7 separate regions of the Homo sapiens genome follow, and regions 2, 3, 4, 5, 6 and 7 are each linked to region 1. The links are chromatin loops, found by intact Hi-C in ENCODE. Cell type or tissue: OCI-LY7. All regions are shown on one strand. Each heading gives the region's core, and the rest is flanking DNA. Links, peaks and the distances in the headings are about the cores only. Region 1 has its middle 37 kb from the start of VPREB1. Region 2 has its middle 98 kb from the start of VPREB1. Region 3 has its middle 130 kb from the start of TOP3B. Region 4 has its middle 110 kb from the start of VPREB1. Region 5 has its middle 77 kb from the start of VPREB1. Region 6 holds the start of LOC105372952 (a long non-coding RNA gene). Region 7 has its middle 44 kb from the start of ZNF280B.

Region 1 (4,490 bases), core at 309-4,308:
AATGCAGTTTGTACTTTTTATTTTGTAACATTCTGTGATTTTTGTACAACATTGTATTTGTACAATACAGCAATTCCCAGTTGATTGAATGAATAAATAAAATGTAAAATCATACTTTATAAAAAGATCTATGTGGCTGATAGAATTCTGACATTCCCCTCCAAATGGAAAGTGATGTGTTTCTTTAAAGTAAAGGTAGAGGAGTCTTAAATATAGGTGTTCCTGCCCCTATTGAGAGGTTTTCAAAACATGCTCTTAATTTAACGTTTAAATATACCAGAGTCTTAGAATGTGAGAATAATGAAATTGGTTTGTTTTAATTTTGTGATAATATTAAATCTACTGGAAAGAATATTCTCCTTTGAAAAGATTCTCAGCTCAGTGATCATAGAACCTGTACTTGCGTTTAATTCAATGAGGAAAGACATAGAAATGCCACGTTAATATCCTCATTTAGGTGGTTTCTCCCTTCACTGATCAGCCTATGAATGTGTCAATGCAGTACTCCCCAGTTTAGGCTTAGGTACTTATTGAAAGGATGCTGCCTGAGCATTTTTAATAATTGCTATTTCAAGATCACATTTTGGCCGTGAGGCAGGCTGCCACTCACTTTAGGCTCTGCCTAGGCAGGAATGGGTCCTGGAAGACACATGTTCTCTCTCTCTCTCTCTCTCTTTCACACACACACACACACACACACACACACACACACGCACACACACACCCCTCTCTTCTCTCTGGGTACACATTATTCTGGACATCTTCAGTTTCCAGGATTCTCTATGTCTCCAGCTAGAAGTCAGGGCTTAGCCTGTGGTGATCCAGCCACCCTCAGGTTGAATCTCGATGAAGTCACAGGAACCACCAGTGGCATGGAGGGTAAGGGATCCTGCTATCAGGTTCAGCCAGGAAATGCTCTGGACACCTGCTGGTGGAAAAGTTTAATGCTGGGCAATCACAGGTCAGGTCCCTTCTTCCAGTCGGCAGTTCAGCCTCCCTGACTTTCTCTGGGTTCCAGTCAGTGCATGAGGATGATGGTGACATTTATTCAGGGGCAGCACAGCAGCCTCAGTCACCACCAACAGTCACTGTCATATGAGAAAATTAGATAGAAATTGGCCTTCCAACTCTTCTGTCAGATCCATCTTTGCCCTTTTTCTGCCTGCTTGAGTGAATACTACCAAGACCAGCTCAGGTTTTTGCTGATGCTATCACACGTGCTCCTAAAACCAGAGGGCTTAATGGTATTTTCTGTTTATCTTTACGGATTCAATGAAAAGACACCTTTTCTTACTGGTCTCCCAATGAAAACATAATCACTATGTCCACAGTAACAAAGATAGCCCTCGTTGTTGTCTGCTGGGATGAGAAGAGCAGCAGAAGTTTGGCAGGTATGGCCCTCATGGGCTTCACATGTCCCTACATCTGGCCCTGGCTTTGCTGATCACCCTTTGGGCTCTGAACCCACAGAGAAGTTAGGTTTCTCTTTCTTTTGAGATTGCCTCTGGAAGAGCTGCTCTGTTCCCAGGTGCAGGGCAGCCCCTCCGCAGTAAGGACCCAGCTCTCAGAGCCATGAAGGCCTCAAGCCTCCAGGTTGACTCCACATTTCTAGTGCTTGTCTCTGGTTCTTTGGTTGGAAAGATGTTGGATGAATAGAAGTTCTCTGAGACCTAGGCTTTGTGAATCCAATCCCCATTAAATCCAGGGATCTTCTTAACGAATAAAATGAATCAGGGCCCAGTGATGGTGGGGAAATGGGACGTGAGGGTTCCTCAGGCCAGTAGTATGGGGAGAACATCCAAAAAGAAAGGAGGGGTTCCACTTTTGAGAATTGTCTTTTTATATCCATCCACATATTGACGAAAATTATAAAATTAGACTAAAATACCTTAAATATATAACATGGTCAAAAGAAAAGAGGTATTACCAGGATAATATTAAATAGCAAAAGAAGTCAGAGGCGAAACAGAGCAAGAGACACTTTTTTTCTGACAGCATCATTCTTATGGGCTATAATGCCAAGGCTTGTGCAGTAGGAGCTGAAGGAATCTCACAGGCGACCCTCACGACAATAACGACAATAACAAAATAAGTCAACCTCTAAAAGAAGCCCATGTAGAATTATCCCCAGGTATGAACCACCTGGAGGCTCAGCAGAACATTAAGCCTTAGATTGGGTTCAAGATGACCACAGACTGGTGATGACCACAGGCCCCTGGGAGAAACACACTCACACGCCTGGTGATGCTGATATCTGGTAAATCATCACTGTGCATCCTGAAACACATTCTGTGATTAGCTCTTTGCAGACCATAACTAACGTGAAAGAAATAATGTCTCAGCTGTAAACACTGCAGAGAGGACCCACTCATTCTACTCCCTTAGGTCATGAGTTGAAAGATCCATTTGCAATGGTCAGGATGTCCTTCCAGAAGAGCTGGGTCTGTGTCTGAGGGGCCACCCGACTTGGGATCGGAGCCAGCAGGGGGTGCTGTTGGACTGTTCCTGAGAGGGAAGGGCTCTGGGCCAGGCCACATAGGAAAATACTGGTTCTCATACACTTGAGCAAGCAGTGTCCTCACTGAAGTATGACTTCCTGCACCTGCACCACCGAGCAGGAGCCACTTCCTGCACCTCAGGAGCCACTGAGCACTAGACTCACACTCCAATGCTTCCTATTTTATCCTCCGCCCTCATGGAGTCCTTGTCCAAGCCTGCCCTTCAAGCAGAGACAAATCACACAGCAGGAACAAATTTGCTCAAAGGAACTTGAACTACAATGTTTCCTGGGCACAGAATGAGAAACACTTGGAATTGGGGAAGTTCCCATCCTAACAACTTAGACTCAGCAAGAAGAACCCTGGAGCTTCTCCAGCATGGCCAGAATCTCAGTCCACTTCAAAATCCTCAGTCTTTAGATCAGGAGTTCTTTTAGGGATGAGGTCAAGGTTTCTGGGTGCACATTACCACTGCCTTTCAGTCCTATCGTCTGGGCATGAGGAGCTTGTTATCTCGTTCTATCCATTATTTCTAAACCTCCTTGTAGAGGGCTGGGTTAGAGAGTGCTAACTGCCATTTATACAGTCTGGACCTTTGTATAAAATTATAAACACACACACACACACACACACACACACACAAACACACATACTTATTTTGATGTTCCAGCGAAAGAGTAAAACTAAACTCAACAGAAACAGAAACAGATTTGAATAATACAAGACAATCTCATTAATGAACATAGAAGCAAAACTTTCTCAGAATATTAGCAATTAGAGTCCATTTTATATCAATGAAGGATTATCTTGAGCATCTGGGAGGATGTGGGTTGAGACATTTGCACAGTCATTGGAAGACAGTGAACATGATTTTTGAAAAAACAGCATGTTTAGAGATATCAACCAGAGGTCAGATGCTTCAATCAGAGAAAGATCCTCTGAGTTCTCAGGGCTGCTTCCCTGAAAAGCTACGGGAGAAGGAAATGGAGTGACTGGACACAATGCCAGGGGATTCATTGACCCTTTGGCTTCCCATGGGCAGCATGCATCAGCATGGTCTTACAAGGATGAAAAAGGGCATCCCTCAAAAAAGACCGACCATTTCCCCAGAAATTAATAAAGAAATATCATGGCCGGGCGTGGTGGCTCACGCCTGTAATACCAGCACTTTGGGAGGTGGGCGGATCAGGAGGTCAGGAGATCGAGACCATCTTGGCTAACACAGTGAAATCCCATCTCTACTAAAAATACAAAAAATTAGCTGGGTGCGGTGGCAGGCGCCTGCAATCCCAGCTACTCAGGAGGCTGAGGCAGGAGAATGGTGTGAACCCAGGAGGCGGAGCTTGCAGTGAGCCTAGATAGCACCATTGCAGTCCGGCCTGGGCGAAAGAGCGAGACTGTCTCAAAAAAAAAAAAAAAAAAAAAAAAATCACAGTATTTTCACCAGTGCATTTCTGTTTGAGCGAATATGTTGGGTGAAGAAATATATAATATATACTTTTCTAAATGAAATTTTTATCTCACAAAATTGTAGAATTAAATTTTTGTTTTGGATAAGAAATCAAGAAACAATCACACACATTCTTATGATCTCATGAAAACCAGGTATAGGAAAGGAAGTGACGACCCCAAAATTCATCTAAAAAGTGAAGGTTTTGGTTCAAAGATAAGAGGGTTGTCATGTTCAAGACAAAGTCACTACCATTCGTGGTATTTAAAGCTGTTGGTACAAGTGCCTATCATTGCCGATTCCCTTCAAATTTCTTGTGTATGTTTGGATCTTAAACATGAGCACACACAAAAAGAGAAACAGCAAAACTAGAAAACAGATTTACCTTTTTGAGTTTCCAACTGGAGGAGAAAATGAACAAAGAGTAAGAATATCACATGATAATGGGAGGAGGAGTGTTAGGAAGGTGATGAGGAGCAGTTCAGCCTTCCCAGCTTGGGGACAGTCTTAGTGGAGCAGAGAAACCTCCTTCCTGCTGCCAC
Region 2 (4,490 bases), core at 179-4,178, 140 kb after region 1:
AGAAAACAACTGCATAATTTCCATGAACATTGGACTGTGCTTCAAGTATCCTCCAAAGGATCTCACTTACTGCCCTATGAGTGACATGGGCTGGGATGCTCTGGTAGAGCACACTCTGGCTGGTGTCTTGGTGCTAGAAATGGATTCAATCACTGGACAAGAAAGTCCTTCAGGGGCAAACATAAGGACACTGAGGGTCATCTTATTCTACCTGCCTTCTCTCCTTACTTGTATCCTAGGCCAGCCTATGCTAGCGCAACTGTCCACAGATCTCTCTCTCTCTTTCTGTCTCTCTCTCGTGTGTGTGTATGTGTGTGTGTGTGTGCATGTGTGTATCAAATGATCAAACATCTTCATTCAAAAGTCCAAGCCCTGCAGCATCATGAGACAGTGCTACCACACATGAAGAAAATGTTCAAAGGGCACCAAATAGAGATCGCATGATCCAAAGTTATTTCTGATCCCAGAAAAGAATGGCACACAATCAATATGAATAGTATTAGATATCAAAATTATAGTACAATCTCATTTGTTTTTACCATAGATTCAAACTCTCTTTAGCATATTGGAAAGCAGAATCCATGTTCTACTGATGCAATTCCCCTTGACCATCATGAAAGAATTGGACTGAAAGCAGGACATTTCTGAAGTCTCTGGAGGATACGTAACATGACTGTTGGAGGGAATGCACATAGGAAGAGGTAGTGAATTATGTGTCAAGTGCCCCAACAAAAGGCTGTCAGTGTTTGTCTCTGACACATTGTTGGGGAGAAAGGTGGAGTCACAGGACACACTGCCATGGGACCCACGAGACTTGATCCTACATCCCACAGCGGGCAGCCTGCATCAACGTGGTCATGCAGGGATAGAAACACAGCCACAGAAAGCTTTCACCTGCCCAAGCAGCATCTCCCAAGAGCCAGCATGGGTGCTGTCTCTGCTCTGCTTCTTCCTGGACTGTGTCTCAGAGCCCTGAGTTCTCCCTCACCCAGTTTCCCAATCCCCCTCTTCTCCACTGGTTACCAGGGGTTAGGGGAGTGGGGAGGGGAAATAAACGTTTAAAGGGTACAAACTTTTCACTTGGGATGATGAGAAAGTTATGGAAATTCATAATGGTGATGACTGTATCACTTTTTTTTCAGAGGTGGTAACTTGCTCTGTTGCCCAGGCTGGAGTGCAGTGGTACAATGATAGCTCACTGCATCCTTGAACTCTTGGGTCTAGGCAAGCCTCCTGCCTCAGACTCCTGAGTAGCTGGGACTACAGGTGCAAGCCACCATGCCAGGCAATTCTATCACATTGTGAATATACTTAACACCACTGAATTTTACAGTTAAAAGTGATTTAAATGGCAAATTTTATGTTGTGTGTATTCTATGACAATTAAAAATACACTTGTTCAAATGTCAAAATATATATGATGTTATATTCATAAAATTTTCCTTTTCACACTTATATATTTATCCTATTCTAACTCATTCTCATCAATTAAAAAAAGTACTGTAATTACTGGTCATTATGTACTAAATTTTCCATAATTCACATTGAAGCCTTAACCCCCAATATTACTGTATTTGGAGACAGAGCATTACAGAGGGTAATTAAGATGAAATGAGATCATAAGGACCGGCATCCTTATAAGAGGAGATTAGAAAATGGACAACATAAAATGAGATGAGGACAGAGTGAGAAGGTGGTCATCTACAAGTGTGGACACATCTTCAGTTTGTGTGGAGTAACAGTTGAAGGGCTCGCCCATCCTATAATGAAAGTTGGAACAGGTGCCTTGGGCGGGCTCCAGGATTAACTGATCTAGTCACTGCATCCCACTGTGGGACCCCAGAGGGAAAGAAGCACTGTGGAGATTCCTGAGACATTAGAAATGGAGCCTGAGAAATTTCCAGGACACCCACATGGGCTCCAGGTGAAGCAGGGGCCCAGAAGGCCTTGTCTGATCCCTGAGTGTGACGCAGCACCTGGCCACTAGGGGGAGGCAAACTCTGTGAATCCTAAGGGACCTGAGCTCTTGCTCTGAGCCCTGCCCTTGTTAATCACCAGCCCTGGGAGGGAGCCGATTTGCATGGAATGTGATGTCCCTGCCCACTTCTTCACTGAGGGAATAAGAGGCTTTAGGGCCTCAGGCTCAGCTGAGAGACTGAAGAACCCAGCATTGCAGCAGCTCCACCATGGCCTGGGCTCCTCTGCTCCTCACCCTCCTCAGTCTCCTCACAGGTCAGGGTGGGCAGTGGGCTGGGCCCCCAAAGGGACCCCCACCTCCCAGCCTCCATCTCCCCATCCCTGCTCTTCCTCCTCCAACAGCTCATCAGCCACCCACCAACAGGAGCCCTCATGGGTGTCTGTGTTTCCAGGGTCCCTCTCCCAGCCTGTGCTGACTCAGCCACCTTCTGCATCAGCCTCCCTGGGAGCCTCGGTCACACTCACCTGCACCCTGAGCAGCGGCTACAGTAATTATAAAGTGGACTGGTACCAGCAGAGACCAGGGAAGGGCCCCCGGTTTGTGATGCGAGTGGGCACTGGTGGGATTGTGGGATCCAAGGGGGATGGCATCCCTGATCGCTTCTCAGTCTTGGGCTCAGGCCTGAATCGGTACCTGACCATCAAGAACATCCAGGAAGAGGATGAGAGTGACTACCACTGTGGGGCAGACCATGGCAGTGGGAGCAACTTCGTGTAACCCACAGTGACACAGGCAGAGGGGAAGTGAGACAAAAACCTCCCGGCTGATCTGCTCTGTCCACACTTCCTTCCCACTGGCCTGACTCACATTTCAGAGGGCTGTCTCTTAACTCTGTATTTAAAGTTTTCACCTTCCCAGACATTTTGGAGTTCTAATTCACAGCATATGTTCCCTGTGTGTAAATATTTTCTCAAGAGCTTTTGAAACATTGAAGTTTGCACACCAACATTTGTGGTTTTTGCCACTCACCTGTCCCCTGATGGGATTGAAGTTTCCAGGTTGTGGAACTGCTCACAGGTGCGTTTATCAGGAAATCACCGTCACCAGCTCCCACGACCTTTGTCCATATTCAACATTTGTGAGCTGCCTATTCAATGATGGGAACTGACAATTTCCCTGGAGACACAAGGCCTTCACCCTGACTCACAGTGTCACATAATCGACGTGGACTTCAGCCATCTCCAGTCACCTCCATGTGCACAGAGCTCTCATGGTACATGTGCTTGGCTGCCCTAGAAAGAGAGAATGGACACACACCAAAGATAGTAGAATGTGAGCCTGCTCTATATCTGAGATTCTGAAAGAGGCCCCCACTGCCTTCACAGAATGAATTCCTTCACATGCAGGGAGAGAGCTCTGGTGGAATCACTCTGCAATGCTTTCTGATGACAAATACCTGGATTGAGGTCAAATTTCACAGGTTAATAACCCTTTTCAAGACTACCTCCACTACAGACTCCAGTTCCCAGGCATTAAGCCTGAGGACCCTTGTAGACAACCAACATGGGGCTGTGACCAGCAGGAGCAATGGGTAACTGTCCCAGGCCCTGCCTTGGGGCTGCTCACAGCCGGGTGAGCCCCACTGGCCACAGGCTGGCAGAGGCTGAGCTGCTCCCTGTGCTCGCTGATGAAACTCAGCAGCCTAGTGCTCTCAGGGTCCAGCAAAGCCTCTTGGGCAGGGTCCTGTGCCTGTTCCCAACAGCCGCTCCTTCGAGGACCCTCCTGGGCCCACACTCGAGCAGCTCCTTCCTCAACCTCCTCTGTCCTCACATCCCCTTTTGGGTTCCTGAATCAGTGATCAGGTAGGGTCTCATTTAGCCAGAAGGGAGGGAGTAGATTTGCATGAACAGCTTCTTCTTTTCCCTGAGGGCAGAAGGAAAAATAGTCAAGCCTGGGGAAGCCCAGCCCAACTGTGAGGTCCAGAGGCTGTGTCCACCATGGCTTGTTGCCTGAACTCCTCTGGTACCCAATCCTTGGTCTATGTTTATAGACTCAATGAAAATACCTCCCTTTCTACTGGCCTCTTAATGCTAACAGAATCATTTTGTCCCCTAAGCACAAATAGCCTTTCGGGTTGCTGGGTGGGATGACAACTAGAGCAGAAGTCTAGCATGTGCAACCCCATTCCTGGCCCATACATGTCCCTGCTCTTGGCCCAGTCTTTGCTGGTTACTCCCTGAACTCTGAAACTTCAGGGAAGTTGAGTTTCTCTTTCTCTTGAGATTGTACTCTTGAGGAGCTCCTGAATTTCCAGGTATAGGGTGACCCCTCCTCATTAAGGACATGGCTCTCAGACTTATCCCTGGTTTACTTCCCCAGGTTTAGGTCTGTGAGTTCTAAACAGTTTCCCTATGTTTCTTTGGTTGATATTTTGGTTGATATTTCCCTTTGTTTCTTTAGGTTGATATTACATTGGGTAATTACATTGGTTGATTACATTGGGTAAATATATTCTTGTAGATATACACATTATAAACTCTTCCCCCATTAAGCTCTTAATAAATAAACTTGT
Region 3 (4,490 bases), core at 306-4,305, 97 kb before region 1:
TGTAATCCCGGCACTTTGGGAGGCCAAGGCGGGCGGATCACAAGGTCAGGAGTTCAAGACCAGCCTGACCAATATGGTGAAACCCCGCCCCTACTAAAAATACCAAAATTAACTGGGTGTGGTGGCAGAAGCCTGTAATTCTAGATACTCAGGAGGCTGAGGCAGGAGAATCTCTTGAATCCGGGAGGCAGAGGTTGCAGTGAGCTGAGATTGCGCCACTGCACTCCAGCCTGGGTGACAGAGTGAGACTCTGTCTCTCAAAAAAAAAAGAATAATTAAATTTTGCCATATGCAGCAACAGGGAAAACCCTGGAGGATATTACACTGAGTGAAATAAGCCAATCTTAGAAGGGGAAATGCTGCACGGCCTCATTTATATGAGGTATCTAATTTTTTTTTTTCGAGACAGAGTTTTGCTCTTGTCACCCAGGTTGGAGTGCAATGGCGCGATCTCAGCTCATTGCAACCTCCACCTCCCGGGTTCAAGCGATTCTCCTGCCTCAGCCTCCTGAGTAGCTGGTATTACAAGTGCCTGCCACCACACCTGGCTAATTTTTGTATTTTTAGTAGAGACACAGTTTCACCATGTTGGCCAAGCTGGTCTCGAACTCCTGACCTCAGGTGATCCGCCTGCCTCGACCTCCCAAAGTGCTGGGATTACAGGCATGAGCCACCACGTCCGGCCTATAGGAGGTGTCTAATATACTCAACCGAGCAGAAATGGAGTAGAATGCTGGTTGCCAGGGGTAGGGAGAGAAGGAAATGGGGAGTCACTGCTCAAGGGCTATGAAGCTTTAGGTTTGCAAAATGAACAAGTTCTAGAGATGTGCTGTACAACACTGTGCTTACAGCTGACAACACTGTATTATGTACTTAAAATTTTATTCAGAGGGTATATCACACATTAAACGTTCTTATTAACATGAAAAAGGGATAGAAAATACCATGAAACCACTTACAGAAAGCAAGTATGGCAATCCTCTGTCCTTTGTCTTGGGAGAAAGTTTTGGCCAAGAGACAATTTAGGCAAAAAAGAGAATTTACTGAAGAAAAACAGAGAGCAAATAGTTTATTTAGAGAGACAGTGTACTCTGGAAGATAAGGCAGAGCGGGCTGCTGATAGAGAATGAGCCAGCGGCCCGAGAAATGTGCACTGAGTTTTTATGATATTGCACTTTTTCTTGGAGTTCCCACCTCTGTTTTAAGTCTCCACCTTTTTTTCTTTCTCTAGTTTTTCTGCTTCAGCCTTAAGTCCCTGCCTTTTCCCCACATAGTTTCCAGCCCAGGCTGTGGGACCCTCCCTTAACACACACATGGGCCCAGTGTTTGATAGGAATTCTACCTAATGGCTGCATTGCTCATTACTGCCACCCCAGGAAGGTTGTATGGTGGTCAAATCTATACTTACTGTACCTGCATCTCTCTTAGAAATTTCTCCTTTGCTCTCACCCCTATTATCAGCATGCAGCTAGCTACATTCTGACAGGTTAACTTCAGAGTGAGTGAATACTGGGTGTCTTAAGGGGCTTTGTTCTGGCATAGGTATTTACCCTAATCTCTGTTCGTATCTAGCATGTGTGCTTTGGGTGGTCTCTGGGGTGTGAGATTTTCCAGAACTCCCTTTTCTCAGGGGCTGCCCCTCCTGCTTCTGTCTAGCTATCTGCCTACTCTAAAGTTAGTATTAGTATGAAAGCTTTTATGAAAAACATTTTTTTCCAAGAAAAGGGAGGCATTTTATACTGGTGAAATAAGGTGTTCAATGACAACACATAACAACTGTAAATTGTATGCACCTAATAAAATAGCTTTAAAGTATTTGAAGCAAAACTGTCTCTTTTAGCAGAATTAAAAAGAGAAATAATCAATCCATAATCATATACACAGATATTAATACAACTCTCTTATTAACTGAGTGAATGACATGGAGAAAAAAGAGTATACATACAAATACGTGAAAACCATGATTAACAAAATCAATCCAGTGACACCAGGAACCCAAGCCTGAAGGGTAGTTGCTTGAGTATGCATTCATGGATGAACGCATCCAATGAATCATCACAGGAACAAACAATTGAGGCCTTCGTTTATGTATTTCTAACTGATGTTAAGTTTTTCCTTCCTATTCTGTGAGTAGAGGTGGATCCCTGTGGAAGGAGCTGCCCGGGTCTTTGCTCCAGAAGCTGTCTGCATTCTCCCCTCACTGTAGCCTCGTCACATTAGGCCATTGTTATATTTCCCATATGTCCTTCTTCTAGTAATCCAGGAGCCCTCAATGAAAAGGCTGTTTATTAATACCAGTAGCTCAGGACAGAGCAGGGGCATGGCTCATGGATGGTTTGGACCAGGCCCTTAGATGACTGCACTCACATGATTCCCACTGAGACTGCAGTCTGGCCAGTGAGCAGCAGGGGCACTGTGGGTCTGTCTCACGGTCTGCACAGTGGCTATTCATAGCTGTGCCAACCCCTAAACTCCCCAGGGCTGGGCAGTGGAGCCTGCACTCACTGAAGCCGACTCAGCTGCTGCATCTTCTCTGGGTGTGGTTCCAGCACCCACTTCCTCCCAGGTCCTGCCAGACTCTCTCATCCACCAGTCCCCAGGTCTTGAATAAATGCATAGAGTGGGGTGGGGGCAGGCAGTGGGTGGGACACATTTGCATCCATAACCCTTCCTCTGTGAGGCCAGTGGAGGGGATAAGAGAGGCCTAGGGCAGCCACTCCAGCTCTGGACCTCGGGAGGGCTGTGTCCACCATGGCCGGGGCCCCTGCTCCTCCCTGCTGCTCCCCTCTCACTTATCAGGTAGGGACAGGCCTCAGATTCCTGGGAAAGCCTCCCAGTCTGAGTTCTTGCCCCGTGTTCCACTCTCACATTTCATCCCTGCTTACTCACCCATGAGCATTTGTGTTTGCAGGTTCCCCCCACCTCGGCCTGTTCTGACTCAGCCACCCTCCCTCTCTGCATCTCTGGGAAATTCTGAGGCTCACATTTACCCTGAGCTGTGGCTTCACTGCTGGTGGCTAGCACATATCCTGCTACCAGTAGCATCTAGGGAGTGCTCTCTAGTATCTCCTGAGAGATGATATATCTCCAGTGGGATAGATATCTCAAGAGTGGGCTCCTGATAAAAGGATAAAGTTCAACCCTATTTACTCATTTTCACACTCTTCTTTGCCCTTTTTCCCTGAGATAATGCAGCAGAAAGACCCTTGCCAGATTTCAGCATCTGCTTGTGGACTTCTAAGGTCACAGAAATCTCAACCAAATAAACTTTTAGTCTCAGTAAGTTACCCAATATATGGTATTCTATTGTATCAGAAGAAAATGGAGAAAATGGACTAGGACAGCACGTGTAGAACAGTCTGCTAATCTGACTCAAGTAAGCACCATGGCTCCAGGGTCCCCGGTCACTTTTCTAAATCTAAAGATGCCTCAGCCAATGCAGTAATTCTGCACATCTCTGGGCTGCAGCCAGAGGATGAGGCTACTACATATCTCAGCAGCCATGGCACTTCCACAGTGCTCCAGAACCCCAGGGAAGTGAGACTAGGACCTCCCCTGTGTTCTCTCTGCCTGGTGCAATCACCACTGTCCTGCCTGGGACCAACTCTGGCTCAGGGATTGATTCCTGTTGTTACTTTTTCAGCCAGTGTCTAATTTTCCTAGGATATATAGATGTAAAATGTGTTTTTTTCTTAAAATGTTAATTTGATATATTTTTCATATCTTTTCCCCTTATGATGCCTACAGTGGAGTAGGTCAGTTCTTAGAGCTAAGTTTCCCTCCAGGAAGATTACAGAAGAGGAAGGAGATGAATAACCTACACGTGCTGTCCTAGTCCATTTCCCCCATTTTCTTCTGATATAATAGAATATCATATGTTGGGTAACTTACTGAGACTAAAAGTTTATTTGGTTGAGATTTCCGTGGCCTTAGAAGTCCACAAGCAGATGCTGAAATTTGGCAAGGGTCTTTCTGCTGCATTATCTCAGGGAAAAAGGGCAAAGAAGAGTGTGAAAATGAGTAAATAGGGTTGAACTTTATCCTTTTATCAGGAGCCCACTCTTGAGATATCTATCCCATTGCCAGGATAAGGGCACTAATCCATTCATGATGGTGGAACCCTCATGACCTAATCACCTCTTAAAGGTCCTGCCTCCAATTACTTTTACCATGATAATTAAATTCTACCATGAGTTTTGGAGGGGATATTCAAACCATACACATGTCCAAACTAGGGCCTAGACCTGACTTAGAGATGTGTGTGGTCTGAGAACTTCTGATCAGCTGGTTGGTCCAGCATGCCCCAACCCCAGCTCCACTGACCAGCTCCAGGAGTGAGTGAGGTCACCTTCCTCACAACTGCTCATTCCAGCCTGTCTCTGAACTGTTCACTCCTCTTGAGGTTCAGAGGATGCAGGTCTTTGTGGTTCCAGGGATGTTGGGCAAACAGTCTTTTCCACAGTGGAATATGACTGTGCTTGTGACTTCGC
Region 4 (4,490 bases), core at 191-4,190, 150 kb after region 1:
TGCATCATCAAAGAAAAAGCAATGAGAAGAAACAGGAAGTGAAGCCCAGCTCTAATAGTTTATTTCTACTTGGAAATAAATAAAACAATATGCCTGATGTGTTATATAAACACAATAAACTTTTTATAAAAACTATGAAAATTATGTAAAGGAGCATGGCTTACACTAAAAGGAACATTTAAAATAATGACACCCTTGAAATGCAATCCCAAAACACAGCATCCATTTTATTTCAGTTACATATACGGACTGGTTTTATTTAAATGCCTGCAATAAATCTCACTATTTTGTTGTTTAAATGGAGCATTTAAAATCTCATTGTGGCCAGGCGCGGTGGCTCACGCCTGTAATCCCAGCACTTTGGGAGTCCGAGGTGGGCTGATCACAAGGTCAGGAGTTGGAGACCAGCCTGGCCAACATGGTGAAACCCAGTCTCTACTAAAAAAATACAAAAATTAGCCGGGCATGGTGGCTCGTGCTGGTAATTCCAGCTACTTGGAAGGCTGAGGCAGGAGAATTGCTTGAACCTGGGAGATGGAGGTTGCATTTAGCCGAGATGGTGCCACTGCACTCCAGCCTGGGCAACAGACCAAGACTCCGGCTCAAAATAAATAAATAAATAAACAAACAAATAAATAAAAAATCTCATTGTATTGCAACTGCCTGATGATACATTCACAAGTATAAATATCAACATAACCATCCAGCTGTTTCCCTCCATCCACGTAAAATTCCCCAAACAAATATTTGTTAAGAGTCCAGGGTGTATCATGCCAGAACTCATGCAATCATAAACACAATCTATTTCATTTTTCATTTTGATTAACAGAATTATCTTTTTTCTTAAGATTATTGTTTTTAGTTTATTAGATTCTAGATGTCATTACAGACCAAAGATGAATAATTTTCATCATCTTCAAGCCACCCCCACAAGACTCACTACTGAATTTGAACCATAATTTTTCCCTGGAAATCCTAGTTGGGGTGCTCGATGCTAAGAGCTATCACATATCAGGCTCACCTGAGGACAGACTCTGGTCGTCAAACCAAGTTAAAATTTTAATTCTTCCCATGTTCAAAGACTGAACATCTTTGCTCTTTTTGCTCATAAGTGAAACACTCCAAAGACATTTGCCAGGATCCCCCACAGACTGGCATTCAGTGCTTGGAGGACAGACTCCTAGGCAAGATCCCTGGTCACAGTATCCGGATGACTATGACTGCAAATCTGGGGAAGTAGAGGGAGAACAAAGATTTACCAGAAAAACCCTCTGGGAATTCCTCCCCAGGGCATCCCAGAGGGAAGAGCTCCCTTTCTCCTCAGCGCAGCAGGATCCACAGAGGAAGTGGAGCCCTGGCCACCAGGGAGGAGTCACATGAGAGGAGAGGACCCGGTGTCCAACACTGGTGGGGAAGTGAGTCCATGGGGCCGGTCCCCGCTCTGGGCTTGATCCTGAAATAAAAGGACTTTGTGTAGACATCACCTGAGTCCTCTACAATGTACAGCCAAAGAGCCATAGACAGATTCACTCCTGAGGAGTCCAGTAGAGCGTGAAGACTGCCCTGAGGTCACAGGAGGGAGACACAGGTGCCACCTTACTGGGCCGGGACTTGGGAGCGGGGGCAGTGGCCAGAAAACAGGGCGGGGCGGAGGCAGCGGTGAATCTCAGAGGCTCTGGTCACCTGATCATAGAACGGTTTGCCTTAGTCTGGACACTAGGGGGCGCTTGGGGACCATTTCTGAGAAGACTTGGGGTAATCAGAGCAGAACCAGGCACCTGCCCTGCCTGATGTCCTCTGCTCAGGGCTGGCAGCTGTGTCCTGTGTCCTCCCCACCCCCTGGGACCACAAAGCTCCACCCCTGCCACACCCTGACATACTCAAGCCCAGGAGCCTGACCCAGGGCTCAGGGTGGGGTCAAAAACCGGGGGGATCTGATTTGCATGGATGGACTCTCCCCCTCTCAGAGTATGAAGAGAGGGAGAGATCTGGGGGAAGCTCAGCTTCAGCTGTGGTAGAGAAGACAGGATTCAGGACAATCTCCAGCATGGCCGGCTTCCCTCTCCTCCTCACCCTCCTCACTCACTGTGCAGGTGACAGGATGGGGACCAAGAGAGGGGCCCTGGGAAGCCCATGGGGCCCTGCTTTCTCCTCTTGTCTCCTTTCGTCTCTTGTCAATCACCATGTCTGTGTCTCTCTCACTTCCAGGGTCCTGGGCCCAGTCTGTGCTGACTCAGCCACCCTCAGCGTCTGGGACCCCCGGGCAGAGGGTCACCATCTCTTGTTCTGGAAGCAGCTCCAACATCGGAAGTAATTATGTATACTGGTACCAGCAGCTCCCAGGAACGGCCCCCAAACTCCTCATCTATAGTAATAATCAGCGGCCCTCAGGGGTCCCTGACCGATTCTCTGGCTCCAAGTCTGGCACCTCAGCCTCCCTGGCCATCAGTGGGCTCCGGTCCGAGGATGAGGCTGATTATTACTGTGCAGCATGGGATGACAGCCTGAGTGGTCCCACAGTGCTCCAGGCCCAGGGGGAACTGAGACAAGAACCCCCTTCCTCCTCTGTCAGGAGGGTGAGCCCCGGCAGCTGCTGCTCAGGCCCGGCCTGTGGCTTCTGCTGCTGTAGCTTCCCCCATGGGTCCAAGGGCATCCAGGGCCCTGCCTGAGAGTGGAGGCTCCTCCTCCCCTTCATCCTCAGAGTCATGAACAGGCTGTCCAGGAAACAGAACATCCTGCTTCCTGCAACTTGGGACACAGGGTCTCTGCACTGAAGTCCTGGACTGAGGTGGCAGGTACAGCTGTGTCGTCACAGACCCACCTCTGATGGGAAACCTGTGTCTCTGTCATCCTCCTTTTCCCATTTCCAGGAGTTTCCAGAGTGGTGTCTTCCTCCCCCTGCTCCTCAGTGTGAATCCCTGTGCTTCCTTTCTCTCCAGCCAATTCTTTTTTTAATAAAACTCCTTTCATGTAGGAATAATGCATATTTAATAAACCACCCAGATTTATAATAGGAAATTAGACAAATGTTGACATTTTTTGATCCTTGAATACATCACCACCAACACGCAGCTATGCAACCTGTGACCAACCCCAGCAACCCCTCATGACCCCTTGTCATCTCCCTCCCTCCCTTCCCCAGTGCTATCCTGTGCAGCCACAGATCTGTCTCTGTCACTATTGTTTGCTTTCCATTTTTTGGAATGTATCAGTGTTATCAGACATTATCTTCCCATTTGTTCTGGCTTTTTTCACACTGCAAACTCCTTTTGGGATTCTTCCTGTTCTCGCTGAATTGCACCCATCCCATAGAGGGCTCATTACTACCTTTGAGGGCCTTTAGGTTGATTATTCCTGATTTTGTTTATTTATTTTAAAGTTTGAATTTATCGTCCATCAAAATCAAACTCTTGGAGTTATGTTCATCTAAGGTGACAGGAGAGTCTGTGATGTCTTGTCGGGATTCTTGCTTCTTCATCTCTTGCCTCTCGTTCTGTCTATATTGGAAGAGGTTCTCATATTCTATTTATTTACTTATTTATTTATTTGGGTTTTTAAGGATTTCAGTGTTTTTTTCTCTTTAATTATTAATTTTTTTATTTTAATAGGTTTTTAGGGAATCGGTGGTATTTGGTTACATAAATAAGTTCTTTAGTTGTGATTTCTAAGATATTGGTGCACTCATCACCCAAGTAGCGTACAGTGTACCCAGTGAGTAGTCTTTTATCCCTCACCCCGCTTCTACCATTTCCTCCCAGTCCTCAAAGTCCATTGTATCATTGTTATGCCTTTGTGTTCTCATAGCTTATCTCCCACTTATGGGTGAGAATATGCCATGCTTTGTTTTCAATTCCTGAGTTACTGCACTTAGAATAACAGTCCCCAATTCTATCCAGGTTGCTGGGAATGCCATTATTTTGTTCCTTTTTATGGCTGCATAGTATTCCATGGTATGCATATATTTAACATTTCCTTTATCCATTTGTTGGTTTATGGGCATTTGGGCTGGTTCCATGTTCTTGCAATTGCAAATTGTGCTGCTATAAACATGCGTGTGCAACTATCTTTTTTGAATAATGATTTCTTTTTCTCTGGGTACATGCCTAGTCCCAGATTTTGGGACTTTGCTGGATCAAAGGGTACATCTATTTTTAGTTCCTTAAGGAATCTGTTTTCCATAGTGGTTGTACTAGTTTACCTTCCCACCACCAGTGTAAAAGTGTTTTGTTTTCACCACATCCATGCCAACATCTATTATTGGCCATTCTTGCGGTATTAAGGTGGTATTGTATTGTAGTTTTGATTGGTATTTCCCTGATCATTAGTGATGCTGTTCATTTTTCTTTATGTCTGTTGGCCATTCATATATCTTCTTTTGAGAATTTTTATTTATGCCTTTAGCCTACTTTTTGATGAGATTGTTTAGTTTTTTTCTTGATAATTTGTTTGAATTCTTTGTAGATGCTAGCCCTTAGTCATTAGGTGGATAT
Region 5 (4,490 bases), core at 375-4,374, 110 kb after region 1:
TTCTCCTGCCTCAGCCTCCCGAGTAGCTGGGATTACAGGCATGTGCCACCACGCCTGGCTAATTTTTGTATTTTTAGTAGAGATGGGGTTTCTCCATGTTGGTCAGGCTGGTCTCGAACACCTGATCTCCGGTGATCTGCCCGCCTCGGCCTCCTGAAGTGCTGGGATTACTGGCGTGAGCCAATGCGCCCAGCCCAGATAACCCTTTTTTTTTTTTTTTTTTTTGAGCAGGAGTCTCGCTCTGTCGCCCAGGATGCAGTGCAGTGGCGCGATCTTGGCTCACTGCAACCTCTGCCTCCCGGTTGAAGTGATTCTCCTGCCTCAGCCTCCCTAGTAGCTGGGACTACAGGCATGTGCCACCATGCCCGGCTAATTTTTTTTTTTCCTTGTGGCAACGGGGTTTCACCGTGTTTGGTCTTGATCTCTTGACCTTGTGATCCGCCCACCTTGGCCTCTCAAACTGCTGGGATTACAGGCATGAGCCACCGTGCCTGGCCCCAGATAACCCTTTTTATGTGAGAGTGTAGAGAATGTTGCTGCAGCTGGTGTGGGATGGGGGATGGCTGGGTTGAGACTGTGTTGTCACCTGCAGTGTACACCTGAGGTGACATGGTTCTGAACATCACTTTCCCCATTGAAGGCCCGAGTGACCTATCACTTGCTTCTCAAAATTCAGGAACTAGGTGACTCTAGGAGAGTGCACAGGAAGCTTTCTGCATATTCTTTCAAGAGATTTCGAGGTCACTGACTCTTTTTTCAAGACTTAAACACAAAATCCACATCCATCATTCTTGCGTAAAGAGACCATTCTTTTTTTTTTGAGATGGAGTCTCGCTCTGTTGCCCAAGCTGGAGTGCAGTGGCATGATCTCGGCTCACTGCAAGCTCTGTCTTCTGGGTTCATGCCCTTCTCCTGCCTCAGCCTCCCAAGTAGCTGGGACTACAGGCACCCGCCGCCATGCCCGGCTAATTTTTTGTATTTTTTAGTGGAGATGGGGTTTCAACATGTTGGCCAGAATGGTCTTGATCTCTTGACCTCGTGATCCACCCGCCTTGGCCTCCCAAAGTGCTGGGATTACAGGTGTGAGCCACTGCACCCGGCCCAAGATGGGGTTTCATCATGTTGACCTGGCTGGTCTCAAACTCCCAACCTCAAGTGATCCACTCACTTCAGCCTCCCAAAGTGCTGGGATGACAGGCGTGAGCCACAGTGCCCGGCCTAGTACATTGTTTAAATGGTGCATGTAAAACCTCATGGTACTACAACTGCCTGGTGACAGACTCACCAGAGTAAATAACTATCCTGCTGTTCTCCAACCACATGGGATTCCCCAAACAAAGATTTGTTGAGTCCAAGATGCATCATGCCAGAACTCTTGCAGTCATACACATAATTTGTTTCATTTTAATAAATACGGTTATCTTTTTTCTTCAGTTTATTGTTTTTAATGTATCATCTTCTAGGTTTCATTACACATCAAAGATGAATAATTTCTCTCATCTTTAGGACATGCTGAAAACACTCATTAGTGATTTTGAACAGTATTATTTCCTAAACATCCTAGTTGGAATGGTTGATCCTAAAAGCTACCATGTGTCAGGCTCACCTGAGTGCAGACTGTGGTCTAAACAAGCTAAAGTTTTAATTCTTCCATCTTCAAATACGGAGCATATTTGCTTGTTTTGCTCTTTAGCAAAACACTGCAAAGTCATTCGCCAGGATCTCCTGCAGACTGGCATTCAGTGATGGAGAACAGACTCCTAGGTGAGATCCCTGGTCACAGGATCCAGATGACTATGACTGCAAGTCTGGAAAAGAAGAGACAGAACAAAGATTTACCAGCATAACCCTCTGAGAATGTGCCCCAGCCATCCTGGAGGGAAGAGCTCCCTATTGACCCAGCACTGCAGAATCCACAGAGGAAGGACAGCTCTGGCCACCAGGGAGCAGCCACACGACAAGAGAGGACCCGGTGTCCCCACAGGTGAGGAAATGAGTCCATGGGGCTGGTCAGTGCTCTCGATTTCATTCTGCCATAACAGGACTTTGTGTAGTCACCACCTGAGTCCTATACAGTGAACAGCCAAGGAGACATGGACAGATTCACCCCTGAGGAACCCAGTAGAATGTGAAGTCTGCCCTGAGGTCACGAAGAAAAGACTCAGGGGGCTGCCTGGCCTGGCCCTGATGGAGGGGGCCATGGACAGAACAACGGGGAGGCAGGGGTGTCTCTGAGAGGCTCTGGTCACCTTGTCATACAATGGTGGTGTACAATGTCGCACCATGGACACTAGGGGGCGCCTGCGCACCATTCCTGAGAAGACTGGGTGTGATGAGAGCAGGACCAGCGCCACCTGTCCTGCTTGGTGCCCTATGCTTAGGGCTCACAGATGTCAACTCTCCACCCCCTGGGACCACACAGCCCCACCCCTGGCACTCTCTGACATCCTCAGGCAGAGGAGCTTGACCCAGGGCCCAGGGTGGGATCAGAAAGCTGGAGGGTCTGATTTGCATGGATGGACCCTCCTTCTCTCAGAGTATAAAGAGGGGCAGGGAGAGACTTGGGGAAGCTCTGCTTCAGCTGTGAGCGCAGAAGGCAGGACTCGGGACAATCTTCATCATGACCTGCTCCCCTCTCCTCCTCACCCTTCTCATTCACTGCACAGGTGCCCAGACACAGGGTCAGGGGAGGGGTCCAGGAAGCCCATGAGGCCCTGCTTTCTCCTTCTCTCTCTAGACCAAGAATCACCGTGTCTGTGTCTCTCCTGCTTCCAGGGTCCTGGGCCCAGTCTGTGTTGACGCAGCCGCCCTCAGTGTCTGCGGCCCCAGGACAGAAGGTCACCATCTCCTGCTCTGGAAGCAGCTCCAACATTGGGAATAATTATGTATCCTGGTACCAGCAGCTCCCAGGAACAGCCCCCAAACTCCTCATTTATGACAATAATAAGCGACCCTCAGGGATTCCTGACCGATTCTCTGGCTCCAAGTCTGGCACGTCAGCCACCCTGGGCATCACCGGACTCCAGACTGGGGACGAGGCCGATTATTACTGCGGAACATGGGATAGCAGCCTGAGTGCTGGCACAGTGCTCCAGCCCAATGGGGAACTGAGACAAGAACCCCCTTCTTCCTCCCCCAGGAGGGTGAGTGCCGCCAGCTGCTGCTCACGCCTGACCTGTAGCTTCTGCTGCTGCAGGTTCTCCCATGGGCCACGGGGCAGCCAGGGCCCTGCCTAGGAGTGGAGGCTCCACCACTTTTGTCCTCAGAGTCAGGAACAGGGACTCCAGGAATGAGAATATCCTGCTCCTGCAGCTTGGGACACAGGGTCTCTGCACTGACATCCTGGGCTGAGGTGGCAGGTCCAGCTGTGTCTTCACAGTCCTTCCTGTGCCTGCCCATGGTGTGGGGAGGGAGGGAGTGGGGGAGGGGGTGTGGGCCTTTGAGCTTCACTAGAGACCTGAGGGAGCAGAGGTGCTCCCCAAGACCTGGACTCCTTCCCTCACCCTCCTCCCATCACTCTCCTCACTGTAGCTATGGCCAGGTGAGGGCTCAGGGCTACTTGAGGACCTTGCTCAGCCCAGGGCCTCCATCCCAGGCATTGTTTCCAAACTCTGTAAGGGCTGTCTCTGAATCTGTAGAAACAGTTATTTCTGTGTGCCCAGGACTGGGTTAGAGGGCACCAACCCCACCCCTTGCAAACTGCTCCTCACCTCTTAGCGCCCCAGTGAGGAGAAGAAAGAGTTAGAAATCAGGAATCTACTCAGGGCTCCCCTCTCTCCCCTTTCCCAGCCTCCCCTGGCTTTCTCTTTCTACAGAAACACCAAGGAGGCAGCCACCAAGGACGAGGGGAGGCCCAGGCATTATACCAGGCAGCGGAGCCAGCCAGTCCCCCCAGATGGTGGAGGGAGGTGGTGGAGGTGTCTGGGACCAGAAAATAGTGAGGACCCTCTTACTGAAGTGAGGACGGGTGGCATAAACTGAGGCCCAGATGGTGGACCAGATCTCCTGAGCCATCTACTCATTTCTTCGTGTGTTCCAGTTTGGGTAAGAATAGGCTAAAAAAAAAAAAAAAAGGCTTTGAAGAGGTTCCTTTCCTCAGATAAGAATTCGTAGAGGATTATTGCCCACTCAGGCATTGAGGGGAGGCTGAGCCTCACTCTCAGGCCAATAGAACTGGGGGCTTTCAAGGGAATTTGATTGTACTGAGCTCCCAGACTCTGACATCTAAGATTTTTGCCCTCGTAGCCGAACCCAGCACTGATACCAAAATGGATGAAGGCTGATAGATAAGCCTAGAATATTCTAGCTGGCACCATCTCGTGGAAAAGAGAATCAAGTTAGAATATTGATGTGATAAGGTGGCATCGCACAGTGAGGGGAGGAGAGCTTGCATGGGGGAGGGTAGAGGAGCCACTAGAGGGCTGGACAAGGAGGAGACAGTCTGAGGTAAGTTTGTGAGGAAAACTCCAGATGCTTCAGAGAAGATGGAC
Region 6 (4,490 bases), core at 203-4,202, 91 kb after region 1:
AAAGGAGACATTACAACTAATACTTCAGAAATTCAAAGGATCATAACTGGCTATTATATGCCAATAAATTGGAAAGCCTAGTAGAAATTGGCAAATTCCTAGATGCATACAACCTACTTAGGTTAAACAATGAAAACATCCAAGACCAGAACAGATTGGTAACAAGTAATGAGATTGAAGCCATCAGAAAAAGTCTCCCAGTAAAGAAAAGCCCAGGAACTGATGTCTTCACTGCTGATGGCTTCACACCAAACAATTTAAAGACCTAGTACGAATCCTGCTCAAACTATTTTGAAAAACAGGAGGGAATACTTCCAAACTTATTCTATGAGACCATTATTACTGTGATAACAAAATCAGACAAAAGCATCAAAGAAGGAAACTACAGGCCAGGATCTCTAATATTGATGCAAAAATCCTCAACAAAATACCAGTGAATCAAATTCAGTAATACATTAAAGAGATAATTCATCATGATCAAGTGGGATGTATCCCTGGGATGCAAGGGTCACTCAACATACAATGTGATACATCATATCAACCAAATAAACGACAAAAACAGTATGATCACGTCAACTGAAACCGAAAAAGCATTTGATGAAATTCAACATCCCTTCATGCTATAAATCCTCAAAGAAACGGGCACAGAAGAAACATACCGCAACATAATAAAAACTACAGGAAAGACACCCACAGCTAGAATCATATGGAATGGGGAAAAACGGAAAGCTTTTCCTCTAAGATCTGGAACATGATAAGGATGCCCCCTGTCACCACTGTTGTTTAACATAGTACCAGAAATCCTAGCTAAAGCAATCAGTACAGCCCCTGATATGGCCCCCAACCCACCCTGCCCCCTACCACCAGCAGTGTCGCCCCCCCGCAACAGCACACCCAACATACCCAAGCCGCCCCGCCTCCCCGCACCATGGGCATTACAGCACCCCATAGCGCCCTCAACCCGAAACCGCCACCCACCCCCCCACCGCCCACAGCCGCACAGTGCAGCCCCGGATAGCACACTTAGCCCACCTCACTGTTGCCAGCAATACAGTCTGGGATAGTGCCCCCAACCGGCTCCCCGCCAAAGGCAGTGCAGCCCCGGTTTGGGCTCCCAAACCATCCCCCCGTGCAGGCAGCACAGCCCCAGATAGCACACCCAACCAGCCACCCAAGACGGGCAGTGACGCCTGAGATAGGGCTCCCAACCGGTCCCAGGCCACCCGCAGTGCAGCCTGGATAGCGCGCTTACCCCAACGCCTTTCTACGCTCTGGCTGGCTGCAGTGTCCATCGCTGCCACCAACCACAAACAGGGCTGCAAACAGGAAGGATTTTATTCACCGTCGATGCGGCCCCGAGGTGTCCCAAAGCGAGGCAGTGCCCCCAAGGTCTGTGCAGAGCAGAACGCAGCTCCGCCCTCGCGGTGCCACCGGCCCGCCCGCCCGGGTCTGTGCTGAGGAGAACATTGCTCTGCCTTCGCTGTATCTCCGAAGTCTGTGCAAAGGAGAACTCAGCTCCGCCCTCGCAAAGGCACACAGCGCCGGCGTGGCGGAGAGGCGGACAGCGGCGGAGAGGCGGACAGCGGCGGAGAGGCGGACAGCGGCGGCGCGGCGGAGAGGCGGACAGCGGCGGAGAGGCGCACAGCGGCGGCGCAGGCGCGGAGAGGCGCACAGCGGCGGCGCAGGCGCGGAGAGGGGCACAGCGGCGGCGCAGGCGCGGAGAGGCGCACAGCGCGGCACAGCGAGGCGCCGGCCCAGACTCCACTCCCCAGCTGTGAAAGGGTAAGAACTGAGGGTGGCTGAGACTCGGGGTTGTTCAGGGCGGGGTGGGCTCTGGACCCAGCAGGCCCGGCACCCAGGTCAGGGCTCCAGGGGAGGCCAGGTGGGCGAAGGCCAAGAAGGGGCCGGGGCTGGTCAGGAAGGGCTCCTGGTAACCAGAGCACTTTGCGTGAGCCAGCGTGGGAGGAAGGTGGGCTGGATGAGCTAGGGAGGCGCCGGGAGGGGCCTTGGCAGAGGCGACCCCCTCCGTCAGCCCCCAGGCCACTGAACCCTGGGTAGCGAGAACCGACAGGGGAGGCTGCATACAGAGGAGTGGAGGCTCCCCGGCTTTGGGGGCTCTGAGTAGAAGCATCTAGGGGGTCCCTCAAGAGGCCCCCAAACGCCTCCCCATGGTGAGAAAAGAAAGCGCAGAGAGGGGCACGGCTGTGATTTCTTTTATTGCCCCAAATGTACTTCATCTTGGTAGATTTCTATTGGCTTTAAAAATGTGTGTGTTTTGCTGTTGGGGAGTGGGGTGTTATACGGATGTCAGATTTTGCTGGTTGACTGTTCAGATCTTTTGTAAATCCTTGCTCCTTTTCTGCCTAGTTTCACTCTGTCACTTACATTAGAGTGCGGTGGCACGAACATGACTCACTGCAGCCTTGACTTCCTAGGGTCAAGTACTTCCCCTGGCTTAACCTCCTGAGTAGCTGGTACTATAGGTGTGTGCCGCCACACCTGGCTAAATTTAAAATTTTTTGGAGAGATGAGGCCTTGCTATGTTGCCCAGGCTCGAACTCCTGGCCTCGAGCTATCCTTTGTCTTTGCCTCCCAGAGTTCTGGGATTACAGGCATGAGCCACTGTGCCCGGCCTCTGCCTAGTTTTAACAGTTGCTAAGAGGAGGATGTTGAAGTAGATGTCTTCTTGGTGGGTTAATCCTTTTGTCATTAAGCAGTTGTTATGGTCACTTCCTTTTCACCCCATTGGTGAAGGAGGGGTCCCTGCCCTAAAGTGTAGGAGATGGCTGAACACGACACCTGGCGTGGATGGATGAGATTGACAGCAGTGTTTTAGTCACATATACCCACAGCTCAGAGGAGGACACTGCATGCCACACAGGGTCAGATGGGCACCGCACTCTGTAGCGGAGTGAGGGCTGTGGGCTGAGGAAGCAGGCAGGCTTGATAGTAACAAGAGCACACAATGACCAATGGTTCCCGAGGGGGAATGCAGTTGGCTTGTTTGAATAAATTCATGGGCTGGCAGACAGGTGAAGTGAAGCTTCTTAGGCTGAGGTGCAACTGTTTGGCTGATAAAAGAACTAGCCAGGTGGGGAGCCTTTCCTGTTGGGTGGCAGGGTAGGGGGTGTCTGGTAGAAACAGGAAAACCCACGGCTAGGCCTTTGGGGCCCTGTGAGGCTCAAAGATGTCAAGGCAGCATAGGAAATTTTAGATCTTAAAATTCAGCGAAGACCCTCTCCAGCTCTGGTAAATTATTTTGCTTGAAGTCTACTTCATGAGATATTAATATATTCACTCCTGCTTCCTTAAAAAATTAATGATTTCACAGGATATCTTTCTCCATTCTTTTACTTTCAACCTACTTAGGTCCTTAAGTGAGTTTGAAGTTTCTTATGAACAGTATTTAGTTGGGCCATGTGTTTATTATAGGCTCTCCATCAATCTGTCTTTTGGTTTATTTAGACCATTTACATTTAAGGTGCTTATAGTTACATAATTGCTTATGTCTGATGTTTTTATTATTTGCTTTTTCGTTTCCTTTTTCTTTCCCTCCATCTTGATCTATTTCTGTATAATGTTGTTGCTCGTATCTCTTTGTATAGTCTTAAAGTGTTTGCTCTGGATGTTACAATATGTGTATTGTAATACAGTAGTCTACTGGTACCAGTATTTACCACTTCAAAGTGTGGAAACCTGCCTTGCATTTATGTCTCTTTACCTTTTCCACTTGTATAAATCACTGGCTTGAGTATTAGGTGGTGGTATAGTTTTTGTTTCAGTCGTCAAATGTGATTTTAAGAACTGTGGATTGTCTCGCGTATGTATCCACATTTCTGGTCTTTCCTTTGTCCCTCCTCCTATAGTCCCATATTCATCCCTTCTGCATAAGAACTTTCTGTAGCCATTTTTTTGTTTTGATTTTTTTGTTTTAATTTTTTGTATTGTGGAAATGACAGAACATATTTCTGTAGCCACTTTTTAGCATTTCTAAATTGACCAGTGACAAATTCCTATATTCTCTTCCTCTGAGAATGTCTTTATTTCTCTCTTCATTTCTGAAGGGTAGTTTCATGGGATATAGAATTTGCAGCGAACAGTTTTTTTGTTTGGTTGGTTTTTTTGTTTGGTTGTTTTTTTTTTAAACACTTGAAAATGTTGTGCCACTTCCTTCTGGCCTCCATGGCATTTGAGTTGGCGTGTCCCTACAGGCATTCTGCCATTTTTGGTCTTTGTTTTTAGTTTTGAAAGTTTAATTGGTGTTGCTTTCTTTTGGTATACTTTGAGGTTTGCTCAGCTTCTTGAATCTGTAAGTTTATATCTTTCACCAAATGTGGGAAGCCTCAGGAATTAGTTATTTGCATGCTTTCACAGCTCTGGTCTCCTATGGGACTCAGATAACATAAATGCGGGGTTATCGTCCCACAGGTCCGTGCAGCTCTGTTCATTTGTTTTCAGGTTATTTTCTCTCTCTTGTTTAGACTGGGTGA
Region 7 (4,490 bases), core at 342-4,341, 260 kb after region 1:
GCCATTGTACTCCAGCCTGGTGACAGAGCAAGACTCTGTCTCAAAAATAATAAATAAATAAAAAGCATCTGGTGAGGTAGGAGTGGGACTGAGTAGGATGAGTAGCCCTCACTCAGTTACTTATCTTTTATGATTTTCAGCTTAAGATCTTCTATTTCTCCACTTTGATATTCAGGACGTTCCTCTGGGCTGTCAGGGGTTGCTCCCTCAGGCATTCAGGCTTTGACTTGAGTGTGATGTATTCAGAAGTTGACACCTGTAACTTTTGCTGCCAAGGGGGTTGAAAGAGAACAGTGTAGGGCCCTTCGCAGCTTGGCTTAGGGAAGGAGAGAGAGGTGAGAGTTTTCACTAGTACCAAATTTCCTGGGTTAAATAAAGGTGGTTCTATTTCCTGGGGCTGGGCTTCTGCCAGTTGTGTCAATTTCTGTTGGAAGTGAGGTAGAGAGGTTACATGCTTAACCAATTTATAGGTTTTCTGCCTGAAAACAGTCTCTGAGCACATTGACAAATTTTATCCTTTCCTAAGTGAAAAGCTTGGTGAAGGATTTTAAGAACTTTCCATTGGCTGGAGGCTGGCAAATGGAGTTTGCCATCCTCTGGCTGTAGCCATCCTGAGAGATAAAAAGCATACCCTTGAGAAGTGGCCTATTCTGTTTCTGCAGGAAAATACTGAGGTTTAATTTCTGTTATGGAGCATTCCTAGATTAGAAGGGGGCTTGAAGTGTGTTAATGCCTTGAGGCTTCCTTGCCTTTGACTTAGCTGCCTGATTAATCTATTTCCTTTGGCTACTTTATTTGCTGCCTTTTGGTGTTCCTATAATGTATCCCTGCTATTTCTCACGGCATAAAAAGTGAAGATAATAGCCTGCTAATTTTCTGGTGATATTTTACAGGAAATCCATTAGTGGTAAGAGGATGTCTTTCCTTTTAAATGGCAGCATGAGTATGGAGAGCTAAGAAAGCATACTTGGAGTCCGTGTAAATGTTGGCTACCTTTCCCTTGCTTAATTGAAGTGTTCTCGTAAGAGCTATTAGTTCAGCTAATTAAGTGCTTGTGTCTGGGGAGAGATGTTGTTTAGAGTGACTACTGCTTATCCTGCCTTATGTATTTCTTGCTTTACCGGCTGTTAGTTAAAAGCGCCCCCTAAAGGACAGTAATCCTGCCACATTACGTGGGGTGTAAACAGTTAAGTTCTTTCCCAGGATTAATTTGGAGGCTTTTCTAACTGTAAAGCTATCATGACAATGGCTTGGAAGCATGTGTAAATAGGTCCTCCTAACTGCAACTAAGGTTGAGAAAAATATTGTACTAGAGTTTTTCCTGAGATGTTCCTTATGGTGATGCTATGAGAAGAGGGGAGGCCTGGATTAGAGAGAAGAAAAGAGAGAGATTGGCTTTAGTATTTAGAAGGACATCTACTTTCCTTCAATTTCCAGAATCACCCAGGTCCTGGCACCCTGTTAAATGTGCCACCCATGTTTGCAAGCGTGACCCTCCAAGCCATGGCACCAGAGGAACTAAGCTTGTGGGCCTAGTCGTGCTACCCCAAGCAGCTCTAGTCCTCTGCCTATGATTTCCCTTTGACTTCCTAGACTTGTGTGATCTGTGTGTCTCACCCCACCCCCACCCCCAAAAAAATAGATCTTGGCAGAAACTATATGGAAGGAAAGGCTCCTTTAATGGAGGGAATGTGCTAGATTGCCTGCTATTATGGCCTGTGCTAAAGCATTTACCCTTAGAAAAATGGTTCCAGTTAACTTCCAGACTTAAAATCTCCTTACTAATTAAGTACTGTTTTAATCGGAGAGAGAACAGGTGTCTTAAAGGAACGCGGGGACCTAATGGCGACTTTCCTGCTAATGGGACAGTATCGGGGCACAAATTCGGCTGCAGAGGAATTTTACTCCTAATAGTTAAAAGCAGAATTTTCCCGTTCACAGGAGCAGCATAAATCCTGGTTTCCAGTAGAAAGGTGCAAAAAGAAAAAAATTGAGAAGCTGCGGTGTACCGCGGAGATCAGCAATGTGTCGCATAAAGAGGATTTTATTTCCACTAGGTGGCGCTGTTGGCCTAGAAATACCATGTGCTCACCAGAGGAATTTTAGGGAGTAACCTCACTGAGGGGCAAAGGAAGACTTCTGTTCCTAGAAGATTGCAATGGCATTTTCCTGAGCTATCTCCCCAGTTACTACAGCATTTTCTGATCTTGCCTACCAGGATTACTTCCCTACGCTGTAAAAATTCCCGCACATTTGACACACAGAGAGAGTAAGAGACATAACGACCACGGATAAAAAAGGAAGAAGGTTCTGCGACAGGATAGCTAGGGATCCTTTACCAACATCCAGAGCAGGCCGTTGGAGGCTGGGTCCAGTCCCGAAACCTTTGAATAACACCAGGCTGTGCCCTGGCCAGAAATTCTCAGTTGCTTCAGAACTTTTCCCAGCCTCACGCGATGGCTAAGTTTCCCCATGAAAAGAAACTGATTTGAAGCATGACCAACATTCCCAAAGACCCGTGAGTATTGCGGGTTCTCCGTGTTCTGACCAGCAAGCCTAACACTCAAGTCTTTAGAACAACAGCCATGATAAGCGTATTTAGACGGCCAATGGATGCCCATAATTGATTTGATTTTGATTTTAAAATAGAGACCAAGAACCTCTGAATGACAGAACAGACTTTGAGTTCACTCCTCTAATCACTACGTCGATGAATGTTGTACCTTGGATTCCCAGTGAAGGCACCAGAAAGGATACGGCTCTGATGACTGGAGAAACACCAGGGTCTTTTGTCTCATTCTGAGAAAATTAGCAACATGGATGGACATATGTGGAGTGGTTTTAAGGAGTGGAAAGTTTAACAGGCAAGAGAGAAGAAAAACAGCTCCCCCATAGAGAGGGAGAAGGGCTCCGAACGGAAAACCCTACATGTGGTGGACAGCAGCTGGTTATATTGGGAGGCTGGAGGAGGCAGTGTCTGATTTGCACAGGGCCCAGGGAATGAGTTTGACCAGGTGTGTCATTCACGCAGCCTGTAAAAAAACTGGCCCTCCCACCCTAGCCTTTTAATATGAAAATTCAGGTTGCCATGATGTCCTGCACATGTGGCTTTTATGTGGAAGCTGCCGTGACACCTGGCACATGTGGTGACAAGGAGAAGAGGGCGAAAGCCACCATATTGGGTGGACCTGGCTTCTAGCCACCAGCATTTGCGTATCAATGCTTGCCAGTCTGGTTTTTCAAGCCGCTTTCTGTTAGCAAAGAAATGGTTTGGGGGTCGCTTTTTATTAAAAGAAAATTCCACCAAGAACTTTCACCCTTTCTTGCTGCCTAAAAATTATTTATTAATAACTCCTGTAGTAGCTGGAGACAAGGAGGCAGGGATGGCACTGGGAGGACCAGGGCTCTTCCTTGCTCCCCTGGCTTACTGAGCCACCTCCCTCACCCTGTGTCTCTCTCCTGACTCTCAGGGTCCTGGGCAGTCAGAACTCACTTGGTAACCTGCACAGTCTGTCTGTGGCTAAACCAGTCACCATCTCCTGCACTGGAAGCAGCAGCAATAAGGGTCTTGGGATTGTGTCCTGGTACCAACAATGAACAGGAAGTGTCCCCAAACCTCTGATCCATAGAAGCCAATATACACTTTTAGGGATGTAGGACTGATTCTCAAGCTATCAGTTTTCCAAAAAGGCCTTCCTGAGCATCTCTGGGCTCCAGGATGAGAACAAGGCTGATCACTAATGTTGGCATTAGTGATCATGTTTGTGATTTGCTATAAAATCATCCAGCGATGGAGTAAGATGATGGGTAAAAAGGGTTGAAAGATTAAACAAGATGAGTCACACTGATGATGTCAAAGCTAGCTGATGGGTGCCAAGGATTCATTAGACAACTCTCAGCATATTTATATAACTCAAAAATTTCCATAATAATCACTGCCTAAAAAAATCCATGTCTGTGATGAGAGGTATATGTCCTGCTTTTAATTGGTATGTAACCTGATTTTAACAATGTGGTATATAATCTGCTTTTAACAACGTGGACAAAATGTAAGCTTACATTCTGACTTCAAGTTGAAGCCCATCTTCTCCTAACAGGCAAAGGAGGAGCTGGGGTGGAGGCTATGAAAGGGACCGGAGCTCAGCGTTTCCCAGGACAAAGAAGTGAGTGAGGCCGGAGTCCCAGCAGAAGGACGAGGGGCTGTGAGATGGGCTATGGGAGTGTGCAGGGGCCACAACGTGCAGGTCATGCTGCTGGGGCCACAGGATTCAGGTTTTATATAAACAACAAGGAGCCACTGAAGGTGTTTAAGCCAGGGAGTGACATGCCACATCTGAATGAGAAGCATCTCTCTGAATTCCTTGAGGAGACAGTGTCTGAAGGAAGTGAGTGACCTGATTCTAGATTATTTACTAAAGCACCTTGTAAGTCTAGAAATCCAGGGGCCATTTACAATTAGCACAAGTGTAGATGTGGGCTACATTGAAGAA

The links. A loop is a pair of places that touch in the nucleus more often than their neighbours do. Peaks named below come from ENCODE experiments on the same cell type or tissue, not always from the same donor. Only the 100,000 strongest peaks of a DNase experiment are listed, where the experiment ranks them.
Region 2: it touches region 1 in a loop (6-fold over the local background); 13 of 110 quality-filtered maps call a loop at or near these places.
Region 3: a loop joins it to region 1, with 4 times the contacts of the local background. A loop is called at or near these places in 7 of 110 quality-filtered maps.
Region 4: a loop joins it to region 1, with 6 times the contacts of the local background. A loop is called at or near these places in 14 of 110 quality-filtered maps.
Region 5: it touches region 1 in a loop (5-fold over the local background); 11 of 110 quality-filtered maps call a loop at or near these places.
Region 6: a loop joins it to region 1, with 9 times the contacts of the local background. A loop is called at or near these places in 14 of 110 quality-filtered maps.
Region 7: it touches region 1 in a loop (17-fold over the local background); 5 of 110 quality-filtered maps call a loop at or near these places.

The regions. Positions count from the first base shown.
Region 1 is chr22:22,205,509-22,209,998 of GRCh38, forward strand. It overlaps IGL. Among named protein-coding and RNA genes, the nearest start is that of VPREB1, 37 kb to the right of the region's middle. In OCI-LY7, for the core only: CTCF peaks have their summits at 919, 1,120, 2,457 (motif pointing right) and 2,665; DNase peaks (open chromatin) are centred at 503, 913, 2,563, 2,993 and 1 weaker place; H3K4me3 peaks cover 991 bases; H3K27ac peaks cover 3,739 bases.
Region 2 is chr22:22,341,038-22,345,527 of GRCh38, forward strand. It overlaps IGL, the pseudogene ASH2LP3 and IGLV9-49. Among named protein-coding and RNA genes, the nearest start is that of VPREB1, 98 kb to the left of the region's middle. In OCI-LY7, for the core only: CTCF peaks have their summits at 1,973 (motif pointing right) and 2,172; DNase peaks (open chromatin) are centred at 2,004 and 2,734; H3K27ac peaks cover 863 bases.
Region 3 is chr22:22,108,663-22,113,152 of GRCh38, forward strand. It overlaps IGL. Among named protein-coding and RNA genes, the nearest start is that of TOP3B, 130 kb to the left of the region's middle. RefSeq lists an enhancer at 2,601-2,680 and a silencer at 3,001-3,070. In OCI-LY7, for the core only: CTCF peaks have their summits at 1,366, 1,567 and 2,398; DNase peaks (open chromatin) are centred at 1,389, 2,479 and 2,949; H3K4me3 peaks cover 1,129 bases; H3K27ac peaks cover 1,913 bases.
Region 4 is chr22:22,355,748-22,360,237 of GRCh38, forward strand. It overlaps IGL and IGLV1-47. Among named protein-coding and RNA genes, the nearest start is that of VPREB1, 110 kb to the left of the region's middle. RefSeq lists a silencer at 1,814-1,913. In OCI-LY7, for the core only: a CTCF peak has its summit at 1,706 (motif pointing right); DNase peaks (open chromatin) are centred at 1,774 and 2,614; H3K4me3 peaks cover 975 bases; H3K27ac peaks cover 1,982 bases.
Region 5 is chr22:22,319,888-22,324,377 of GRCh38, forward strand. It overlaps IGL, the pseudogene BMS1P20 and IGLV1-51. Among named protein-coding and RNA genes, the nearest start is that of VPREB1, 77 kb to the left of the region's middle. In OCI-LY7, for the core only: a CTCF peak has its summit at 2,290 (motif pointing right); a DNase peak (open chromatin) is centred at 2,324; H3K27ac peaks cover 434 bases.
Region 6 is chr22:22,296,430-22,300,919 of GRCh38, forward strand. LOC105372952 (a long non-coding RNA gene) reads right to left here and starts at 1,723. Exons shown (of 3, transcript XR_938055.3): 1 at 1,253-1,723. It also overlaps IGL and the pseudogene BMS1P20. RefSeq lists a silencer at 1,516-1,815. In OCI-LY7, for the core only: CTCF peaks have their summits at 1,173 and 2,175; DNase peaks (open chromatin) are centred at 1,242, 1,692, 2,165 and 3,028; H3K4me3 peaks cover 3,456 bases; H3K27ac peaks cover 1,879 bases.
Region 7 is chr22:22,462,180-22,466,669 of GRCh38, forward strand. It overlaps IGL. Among named protein-coding and RNA genes, the nearest start is that of ZNF280B, 44 kb to the right of the region's middle. In OCI-LY7, for the core only: CTCF peaks have their summits at 1,154 (motif pointing left), 1,367, 2,064 (motif pointing right) and 2,272; DNase peaks (open chromatin) are centred at 1,152 and 2,052; H3K27ac peaks cover 335 bases.